Linked DNA regions of Homo sapiens: region 1 is linked to region 2. A link is a contact called in ENCODE Hi-C or POLR2A ChIA-PET data. All regions are on one chromosome and are shown on one strand. The core of a region is the stretch at or near the end of the contact, and the rest is flanking DNA. Distances in the headings are between cores, read along the strand shown.

Evidence for each region. Hi-C counts contacts between places; a loop is a spot of excess contacts on that map. ChIA-PET counts read pairs that join two places held with the same protein, here RNA polymerase II (POLR2A). Pooled maps may share reads with other maps.
Region 1: a pooled map shows a loop between it and region 2 (2.5-fold over the local background). The contact joins the enhancer-like site here to the promoter of CDH3-AS1 in region 2. A Hi-C loop is called at or near these places in 2 of 50 pooled maps. POLR2A ChIA-PET finds 5 or more read pairs at or near these places in 3 of 52 experiments (HCT116, WTC11 and activated T-cell).

What each region holds. Positions count from the first base shown.
Region 1 is chr16:68,796,888-68,801,685 of GRCh38, forward strand. CDH1 (cadherin 1) reads left to right here. Exons shown (of 16, transcript NM_004360.5): 3 at 4,783-4,798. Among named protein-coding and RNA genes, the nearest start is that of TANGO6, 44 kb to the right of the region's middle. Within about 2 kb of position 3,549, at least 6 of the 41 ENCODE cell types and tissues checked have a DNase peak (open chromatin) inside an H3K27ac peak, as active enhancers do.
Region 2 is chr16:68,644,951-68,649,861 of GRCh38, forward strand. CDH3-AS1 (CDH3 antisense RNA 1) reads right to left here and starts at 1,251. Exons shown (of 2, transcript NR_186394.1): 1 at 1,030-1,251; 2 at 1-790. CDH3 (cadherin 3) reads left to right here and starts at 360. Exons shown (of 16, transcript NM_001793.6): 1 at 360-474; 2 at 686-800. The coding sequence starts at 430. RefSeq lists an enhancer at 340-864.

The sequences.
Region 1 (4,798 bases), core at 2,299-4,798, 150 kb after region 2:
AGCACTTTGGGAGGCTGAGGTTGGTGGATCGCTTGAGGCCAGGAGTTCAAGACCAGCCTGGGCAACGTGGCAAAACCCCATCTAGTCCTGTAAACATAAAATTACATTTTTTGCTGAAATACAAAAAATACAAAAATTAGCTGGGTGTGGCAGCACATGCTTAAAATAGAGCATGGCACATTAATATTCTACACATGTTTAAAATACTAATAAAATAGGCCAAGCATGATGGCTCATGCCTGTAATCCCAGAACTTTGGGAGGCTGAGGCAGGTGGATCACCTGAGGTCAGAAGTTCATGACCAGGCTTGGCATCATAGCGAGACCCTGTCCCTACAAACAATAATTAAAAATTTGCTGCGGTGGAGTACACCTGTAGTCTCAGCTACTCTGGAGGATGAGGTGGGAGGATGGTTTGAGCCCAGGAAGCTGAGGCTGCGGTGAGCTAGCGTTTGTGCCACTGCACTTTAGCCTGGGTGACAGAGTAAAACCCTTTCTCAAAAAATTAAAATGAGGCTGGGCTCAGTCATTCACTTCTGTAATCCCAGCACTTTGGGAGGCCAAAGCGGGAAGATGGCTTGAGCCCAGGAGTTTGTGAGCAGCCTGGGCAACGTAGTCAGACCCCATCTCTACAATAAATAAAATTAGCCAGGCATGGTGGCATGTACCTGTAGCCCCAGCTACTCAGGAGGCTGAAGCAGGAGGATTGCTTGAGCCCCGAAAGCCAAGGCTGCAGTGAGCAGTGTTTGCACCACTGCATTCCACCCTAGGTGACAGAGACCTGTCTCAAAAAGCACACAAATAAAATTAAATAAAATCTGAATAAAATAGTTCATAAAAGCTAATTGAAGCTTAGTTGAGGCTGCAGTTTTTGATGATGGTGATGATATTGTAATGAAAAGACTTTCCCAGCTGGGCACAGTGGCTCACACCTATAATCCCAGCAGTTTGGGAGGCAGAGGCGGGCAGATCACTTGAGGTCAGGAGTTCGAGACCAGCCTGGCCAACATGGTGAAACCTTGTCTCTACTAAAAATACAAAAATTAGCTGGGCGTGGTGGTGTGCACCTGTAATCCCCGCTACTCGGGAGGCTGAAGCAGGAGAATTGCTTGAATCTGGGAGGCAGAGGTTGCAGTGAGCCCAGATTGCACCATTGCACTCCAGCCTGGGTGACAGAGTGACACTCTGTCTCAAAAAAAAAAAAGACTTTCCCACATGGAGATGGCCAGTAGTGGGGAGTGGGGTCTTAGCTTCTTTTGTTGGGATTTGGTTTTTACACCAAGTCACCAAATAAGTTTATGAAAGGTGGGCATACTGGGTTAAAGAACACTTAGACCCTTGTTAGCTTTATTTTTGTTAGCTTTTTTTATGGGCATGTTGAAATATACCCAGTCCCCGTATTCTGATCCTCCAGTTTCAACATTTTGCCATTCTTCTTTCCTCCCACTTGCTGGGCTCAGAGACAACCCAGCCCTTGCCAGCGTGACAGTGAGCTTCCCAGAGCCTTTCTGGAGCTGAAGAACCTTTCAATCTTTCCTACAATTTCCTATAATCAGCCCAGGGGATCAGGTTGCATGGGGAGATAATGAGTCTTATGAGCACCTGGAATTCAGGTTGGGGCTCCTCGTCATACTGTCACTTCTCAAAGGGTAGGGCTTAACCACCATTAAGATGAGGTGCCCCAAAGCAGGTTAAGTGCCTTGGATCAAGTTATTTGCAAAACCATTTTCATTTTTTCAGGCCGCCACCCTTGGCAAGTCCAATCATGCTTGTCTCAACTTTCACTGTCTAAATTTGGGAAGGCTGGAGAAAGGAATTCAGTGCAGCCTTCATTCCCTGTTTACATGACAAGCCCCTAAAGATGACCTAGTTGCCCCATTACTTCTGCTGGGGGTGGGGGAGGACTCTTTGAAGAGCATCTGGTTTTGCTAGTTTGAAAAGAAATTCCTATTTTAGACTTAAAAGGATGGTATCTGCCCATCCTTTAAGGACTTGGCATTTCTTCTTGATTCTTTCATCATCTTATGGCTCAGCTGTTCAGTTAACAAACACTTGTCTACCCAAATACACAGGAATAATAGTCATCTCTTCTACTTTCATTGCTTTTTAACTTAGAAAATGTCATCCCATTCACTGTCTTGGTCTTCACAAAACCCTAAAGAGGTAGACTCAAACAGTGGTGATAACCTTTATGTTATAGTAGAGAAGGCCAAGGCCCATAGAGGTTTAGCAATTTGCTAAGGCCACCCAGCAAGAACATGGCAGAATCTGGTTTTATAATCCAGTCGCAGACCCTGGGTCCAGCCCTTTTTCCTTGTCTCTGTCTTCCCATCATTTATTACGGCTCCCCCTGCTCACCCCATCCTTTCCTTCAAGTTGCGGAAGTGAGTTGTAGACCCAGTCTAAGGGCTGAGAAGGTAGGGGTTGGGGCATGGTGGTGATTTTTTATTTTTATTTTTTAAACAAACTGGGAGGGAGGGTCAGGTGGGCGACTCTTTGAATGACACAGCTCCCTTCGTATGAACGAGCTCTTCCTGGTTTCGTTGCTCAGTTTATTTGCCAGGTAGCAGACTCCTAGCTATTGCATGGGGTAGCCTCTGATCTCAGTCTTAGAGATCAAGACTGGAGCTGGAGAACCTTTCAATCTTTCCTATAATTTCCTATAATCAGCCCAGGGGATCAGGTTGCATGAGGAGATAATGAGTCTTATGAGCACCTGGAATTCAGGTTGGGGCTCCCTCTCATACTGTCACTTCTCAAAGGGTAGGGCTTTGAATAGATAGATTATAGGTATAATCTATCTATAAACTAATATAATCTTCCTTTTAAAAATAACCAAGGTTGGGGCCGGGTGTGGTGGCTCATTCATGTAATCCCAGCACTTTGGGAGGCGAGGTGGATGGATCACCTGAGGTCAGGAGTTTGAGACCAGCCTGGACAACATGGTGAAACCCTGTCTCTACTAAAATTACATAAATTATTCAGGTGTGATGGCACATGCCTGTAATCCCAGCTACTCGGGAGGCTGAGGCAGAATTGCTTGAACCCAGGAGGCGGAGGTTTCAGTGAGCCGAGATCGTGCCACTGCACTCCAGCCTCGGCAACAGAGCGAGACTGTCTCAAAAAAAATTAATAGTAATAATAATTAAAAAAAAAAAAAAAACCAAGGTTGGCTGGGCACACTGGCTTATGCCTGTCATCCTAGCACTTTGGAAGGCCGAGGCAGGAAGACTGGTTGAGTCCAGGAGTTCAAGACCAGCCTGGGCAACATAACAAGATCCCATCTCTATGAAAATATTATTTAAAAAAAAAAAAACCAAGGCCTTAATAGGGTCTCTCCAGAGAGAGGAAGAGCCAACCATGAGACTAACCCATGTTAAAGGGCTGTCTCAGCTCTGCCATTTAATAGTTACAGGATGTCAGGTAAATTTCTTAACCTCTGTGAGCCTCAGTTTCATCTTCAAAATGGAGAAAATCTGTTACTTCCCCTCTCACCCCCAAACGTGGTCTTATTTTTCTCTGGCAAGGGCAGGGCTATTGGCTTCAGAAATGTTTGCAAGGGTGGCCCCTGATGGAAGAAATGAAAACTGCTGCCTAGGCGTCAGGGATGGCTTCAAGGGCTTTCTGGCAGAAACCTGATCCTCCTGTCTAGCCTTGTAAGATAGGACGGCAGGAATTTTTATAAAAGAGAACTTGGATGAAATAGAAATTCCATCGGACAATTATTTGAAAGGGAGGAAAACAGGCCAAGCTGAGAGTTTCCTAGAATGAATGGTCTTATCGACTGCTCCCCTCTGCCTGGAAGCTTCTTTGAGCCAGGCTTCTGCAAGGCTGGCTCCTTCAGGTCCCAGCTCAGATGGGCCTACCTCAGAAAGGCCTGCCCTCACCATGCAATAGATGTTACATCTTCAGCAAACTCCCTTCTCCTCTGCCACTCTTATATCACCCTCTTTTATTTTAATTTCTTTTTACCTATTACCACTGCCTGAAATTTTAAGTTTCTGTCTTTGTCCATCTCTTCCTCAGTAGTGTAAACTCAATGAGAGCAGAAACCTTAAGTATCTTCGTCACGATTTTGTCCTCACAGTCCAACACAGTGTCTGGCATATAGCTTGATGGTTACCTATTTGAATGAGTCCTTTGAGATTCTAATGTATAGTGTAGATGCTTCAACCACAGCTTCTCCAGTTTTAGAGTATTAATACTTTTTAAAGTTTTAGTTACTTTTATTTATTTATTTTTTGAGATGGAGTCTCGCTCTGTTGCCCAGGCTGGAGTGCAGTGGCGCAATCTCAGCTCACTGCAACCTCCACCTTACAGGTTCAAGAGATTCTCCTGCCTCAGCCTCCCAAGTGGCTGCAATTACAGGCGCCTGCCACTAAACCTGGCTAATTTTTTTTTGTATTTTTAGTAGAGACAGGGTTTCATCATGTTGGCCAGGCTGGTCTCAAGCTCCTGACCTCAAGTGATCTGCCCACCTTGGCCTCCCAAAATGCTGGGGTTACAGGCATGAGACACTGTGCCCAGTCGAGAAGTTACTTTCTAGACAAGATAATATTTTCAATTGACAAGAAGATGAGAAAGAAATCAGAGCACAAGGAAGTCATCCTGTAGTTGTGAAGAACATTATGGTGATAGCTTTGTTGTTCTGTCACCAGATTATGGTTTGTTTTGGTTGTGTTTGGTTTTGTGGGAGTCTTCCCACAAGTTCGCTCTTTGGAGAAGGAATGCTCTTGTCTTTAATCTGTCCAATTTCCTAATCTCTGTGATTTCTGCCCTGCAGTGAATTTTGAAGATTG
Region 2 (4,911 bases), core at 1-2,500:
ATGCGGAGCCTCCGTTTTCAGTCGACTTCAGATGTGTCTCCACTTTTTTCCGCTGTAGCCGCAAGGCAAGGAAACATTTCTCTTCCCGTACTGAGGAGGCTGAGGAGTGCACTGGGTGTTCTTTTCTCCTCTAACCCAGAACTGCGAGACAGAGGCTGAGTCCCTGTAAAGAACAGCTCCAGAAAAGCCAGGAGAGCGCAGGAGGGCATCCGGGAGGCCAGGAGGGGTTCGCTGGGGCCTCAACCGCACCCACATCGGTCCCACCTGCGAGGGGGCGGGACCTCGTGGCGCTGGACCAATCAGCACCCACCTGCGCTCACCTGGCCTCCTCCCGCTGGCTCCCGGGGGCTGCGGTGCTCAAAGGGGCAAGAGCTGAGCGGAACACCGGCCCGCCGTCGCGGCAGCTGCTTCACCCCTCTCTCTGCAGCCATGGGGCTCCCTCGTGGACCTCTCGCGTCTCTCCTCCTTCTCCAGGTACTCCACAGCCTCGCCGTGGCCCCGACCGGGACCGCTCCCTGGGGGGCGGGCGGGGTCCGCATGGGGCAGTGGCGTCGGGGAGAGCGCGGGGCTGCGCTCCCTGGGGCCAAGGGAGTCCCGGAAGGCCCGTGAGGACCCTGCGGTGTGGGGAGTGCAGGGCCGGGCACGCCTGGACCCAGCCTCCTTCACTCTCTGCCCTCGGGCGCAGGTTTGCTGGCTGCAGTGCGCGGCCTCCGAGCCGTGCCGGGCGGTCTTCAGGGAGGCTGAAGTGACCTTGGAGGCGGGAGGCGCGGAGCAGGAGCCCGGCCAGGCGCTGGGGAAAGGTAAGATCCTCAGGGTGGAACCGCAGGGTAGGGGCCGCACGTGACCATTTTGGTGTGGACCGCGCGAGGGGTGTTCGGGCCGGGGCAAGGGACTCCTGGCGCCACCTCAGTTCCCGGGGAGGCGCAGAACGCGCCTCGGGGGCTGGGATTGGGGGTGGTGGCTGACGGAGAAGGCTGGGCAGCAGAGCGCCTATGACATCCAGCCCCTTGTCCGGTAGCCACTGCTTACCTTGACCCCCTCCTCCGAGATGCCGGATGGCTGAGCCCCTCACCCAGTCTCGACGTGGGAAGTTCTCCCCCGCTGGCCCCAGCAGAGGAATGCGCCGGCCACATTCTTCCCCCAACCCGCGCGCAGGTGTGGGGATGAGCCGTGCCCCGGGCAGCCCCCTTCGCCCCTCTCGGGCCCCCTTTGTGAACCGTGCTTTGTGTCTCCGACAGACAGACCGGGTCTGTTTCTTTTCTCCGAGCTTCCCTACCCCGCCCCCCTTCTTCCTCGGCAGCTGGAATGCACTCTTAACCCTGCTCTTCCCGGAGGGCCTGCGCCCTTGTAGCCTGCCTGGAAACTGGGCCCTGGCACACCTGGGCTGGGGCCATCACGTACGGGAACCACCCCGCCCCCAGCGTCTGGGGCCTGGGATGCTAGGTCACTGGGGGGAGTTTGAGGGGGACAGTGTCCCAAGCTGGCAGGCCTGGGGCTATGGGGGCGATGGACGGGAGATCAAAGCACATTTTTGATCCCTCAGTTACTCCTACCCCCCCCCTCCCCGCCCCAAGTTCAAAAACCTGAGGGGGTGGGCGGTGCAACGTTAGTGAGGAGAACCAGTGTGTTATGAGACCCAGGCGGTTGGTTGCTGGCTAGTGGAGGGCTTTCTCCCTCTAGGTTAAGAGGACAATGGATGGGGGCTCCAGCAAGGGTTGAAACCTAGTTCTTAAACGGGTATAACCCTGGATCCTTGGGTCGGGTTTCAGAGGATCCTTACACTGAAATTTTTGGGAACTTGAGTATTCATTTTTAGGGGGAAGGAACCGTGGCTTACCTGGCCTTCAAAACACTGAGAACCCTTGCTACCTAGCATTCTTCTAAAGTCTCCATCAACTTATCCCTCACCCCAGGCACAAACTCCCACTGCTTGAATGTGGGGCTGTCAATGCCTAGGGGACAGAGTGGCTCTCTTTTATTTCTCCAAAAGAGGATTGAGGACCTTGAGTCTGTGGAGGCCCTTTTTAAAAAAATTCTTTCTGCAAATAACTGCAGATTGACAAAACAATTAACACCCAGGCTAGGCTAGGCTCCTTAAACCCTTGGCTGTAGGGAGCTGAGGAGAGGCATTAAGAAGCCATGCCTCATAAACTTTAAATTCTTGCGCAGGGGTTTATTACTGGCTGGCTAACAAACTGCAACTCAGCCAACCTGTAAAAATGTGAATTCGGGCAGGGCCCCAAATCCAATTCCGGCTCCCTGAGGAAGCCTTATTGCTAACCAGACTTCTGCCAAATCTACGCCCCCTCCCCCCGCCCCATTGTCAAGTTCTCTGACTACAGTCTCCCAGAATAGGCTATAGCCTTGAGTGTTGTCTGTACCTTATCTTTCCTACTGAAGCAAGAAATATCAGATTAGCTGTCACTTCACTAGGCTTGAGGTTTTGGGGGGAAGCAGTGATCAGGTTTTCGATTTCATCGTTGGGTTGGCGAGTGTTTCCCAATGACGTCAGGCATTTTAAACCTTTAGAGGAAATTCAGCTTTCTCGGATGTCTGCTTTACGGTTGTGAAAAACGGTGGGTTTGCGCCAGGAGCACACCTGGGTTATACAACAAAGGACGGGTTAATGCGCTCGGCGCACCTTGAAACTCCCTGCCACACGGCTGGGTCTTAGAGTAGGCTTCTGGTGGCATGGGCTGCTGCTTGCTTTTTTAAGTAAAAGTGCATTTCTTGGTCCAGTTGGTCCCAATAAATTGGGACTTCCCAACAAAACATATTGCTATTTCTCCCTTTGGTCTTCAGCTGGCACTTTGACCACCCCACCTGCACCCTAGTTCCTCATCCTCAAAACATAGATCCCCAGCCTGGATCCAGCCACGTTGAAAGGGTTATCCTGCAGGAACGTATAGACTCTCAAGTTTAGCCAAGCAGACAAGTTTCCATATTGCTAAGGAACAATCACCCCTGTTGTTCGCCCCTGGGTTATGAATATCAAGGGTGTCTATGAAGTTCAGCTCAAAGAACTTATCTGATGTAATTAATGCCTTGTTTGTATGTGCATCTTCCCCTTCAAAGCCCTTTTGCAACTCTGAGCTTGCTTTATCCTCCTAACATTCCCTTGAAGCAGGTGAGGTAAATGTTAAACAAGCTGAGCTCTTAATCTCAGAATTTTGAACTTCAGAAACCCCATAGTCTAGCCTTGCCTGAGGTTTTGAAGGTGGAGAAACAGAGGCACAGCTTAACGGATTGGATTCACTAAGCCAAACAGCTCATGAACTTCTTTGAGGGTGACAGACACAACTTTTACCTCCTGGTATATGCCCAGGGCCTGGTACCTTACAGGATGCCCAGTCCTGTATGAATTATGAATGAATTTGACAACCTTGTGAAGGGCGGCCCATTTTATAGATGAAACCTACATGACTGTGGCTTCACCAAGTCATCACTGCAGTGATCAGCTGGGATTTGAATGGAAATTTTGGACCCCCAAGTTCCCTGGCTTTTTTTTTTTTTTGAGATAGGGTATCGCTCTGTCACCCAGCCCAGGCTAGAATGCAGTGATGCAATCACGGTTCACTGCAACCTCTACCTCCTGGGCTCTAGTGATCCTCCTATCACAGCCTCCCAAGTAGCTGAGACCACAGACATGTGCTACCATGCCTGGCTAATTTTTAATGTTTTCTAGAGACGGGGTCTCACTATGTTGCCCAGACTGGTCACAAACTCTGGGCTCAAGCAATCTTCCCACCTCAGCCTCCCAAGCACTGAGATGACAGGTACGATCCACTGTGCCCAGCTCCCTGGCATTTTTTACTACCAGAAAGCAGGGCCTGAGTGGAGAGGGTAGAATGTTGGATCCCTGAATCCCACAGCTATTAATAACAAGCTCTCCCGGCCCCCCACCCCAAGAGTGCTTAGTCTTTTTTTTTTTTAATTGTAGGATTTTCCAGAAACATTGATGTAGAGGAAACTGGTTTGGATTTAGTCTCTAAGGGCCCAAGTGAGGGGTCTTGACTAGCTCAAGAGGAAAGGTTAATCTGGAGGGAAGGAAAGCCGGCACATTCCCCCATCCCAGTGCCACAGTCTGGGGGCCACCTTCCTTCAAGTGTGGTCTGGAAGCCGACAGTGGAGAGGTGGGAGGAGGGAACTTTCATGGTATTAGTGCAGTGATTAAGTGAGTGACCTACAGTGGTCTACTCATCCTTAAGGGTGAACAACTGAGAGAGGCAGCTTAATGGCAGTCAAACAGATGCAGTCCTTCATTATGGCCTTCAGCAGGATCATCTGACCCACAGTCAGCCTTTGGGTCAGATTAAAAACTAACCATCAGCTTTGGGAGGAAGCTTCCAAGTTCAATAATGCATCTGACTGAGCACAAATTAACATCAAGATGGTTTTGTCTATTTCAGCTCTGGGTGTAAAAACTGCCTTTTATTGTGGAAGCCCCTACTCTGGGGTATGCCCTTTATTTCCATTTCATTCTTCCTGTAAGCATATATTTCGCATCTGCATAGATCAGGCACTGTTCCACAACTTCAACTAAAGCAATGAACAAAACGAAGTCCCTGCCCTTGGGGAGCTTACAGTCTAGTAATTTTTCTTTTTTTCTTAAAAACAGAGGTTTTATTCCATTTGGTCCACAGTCGGTGTTTCACATTATCTCACGGTGCAGGGCCCCTGGGTAAGGGGGGTCCCTGTGCAGTACTTGGAGGGGCGTGTGGCCAGGGGAGATGAAGCAGTATAGCTGGTCAGGCCCAGAAGGGGAGATGGAGGGCTGGGGGCTCCTTAAAACCTACTGAGGGGCGAGGCGCGGTGGCTCACGGCTGTAATCCCAGCACTTTGGGAGGCTGAGGCGGGCAGATCACATGAGGCCAGGAGTTCAAGACCAGCCTGGCCAACATGGCGAAATCC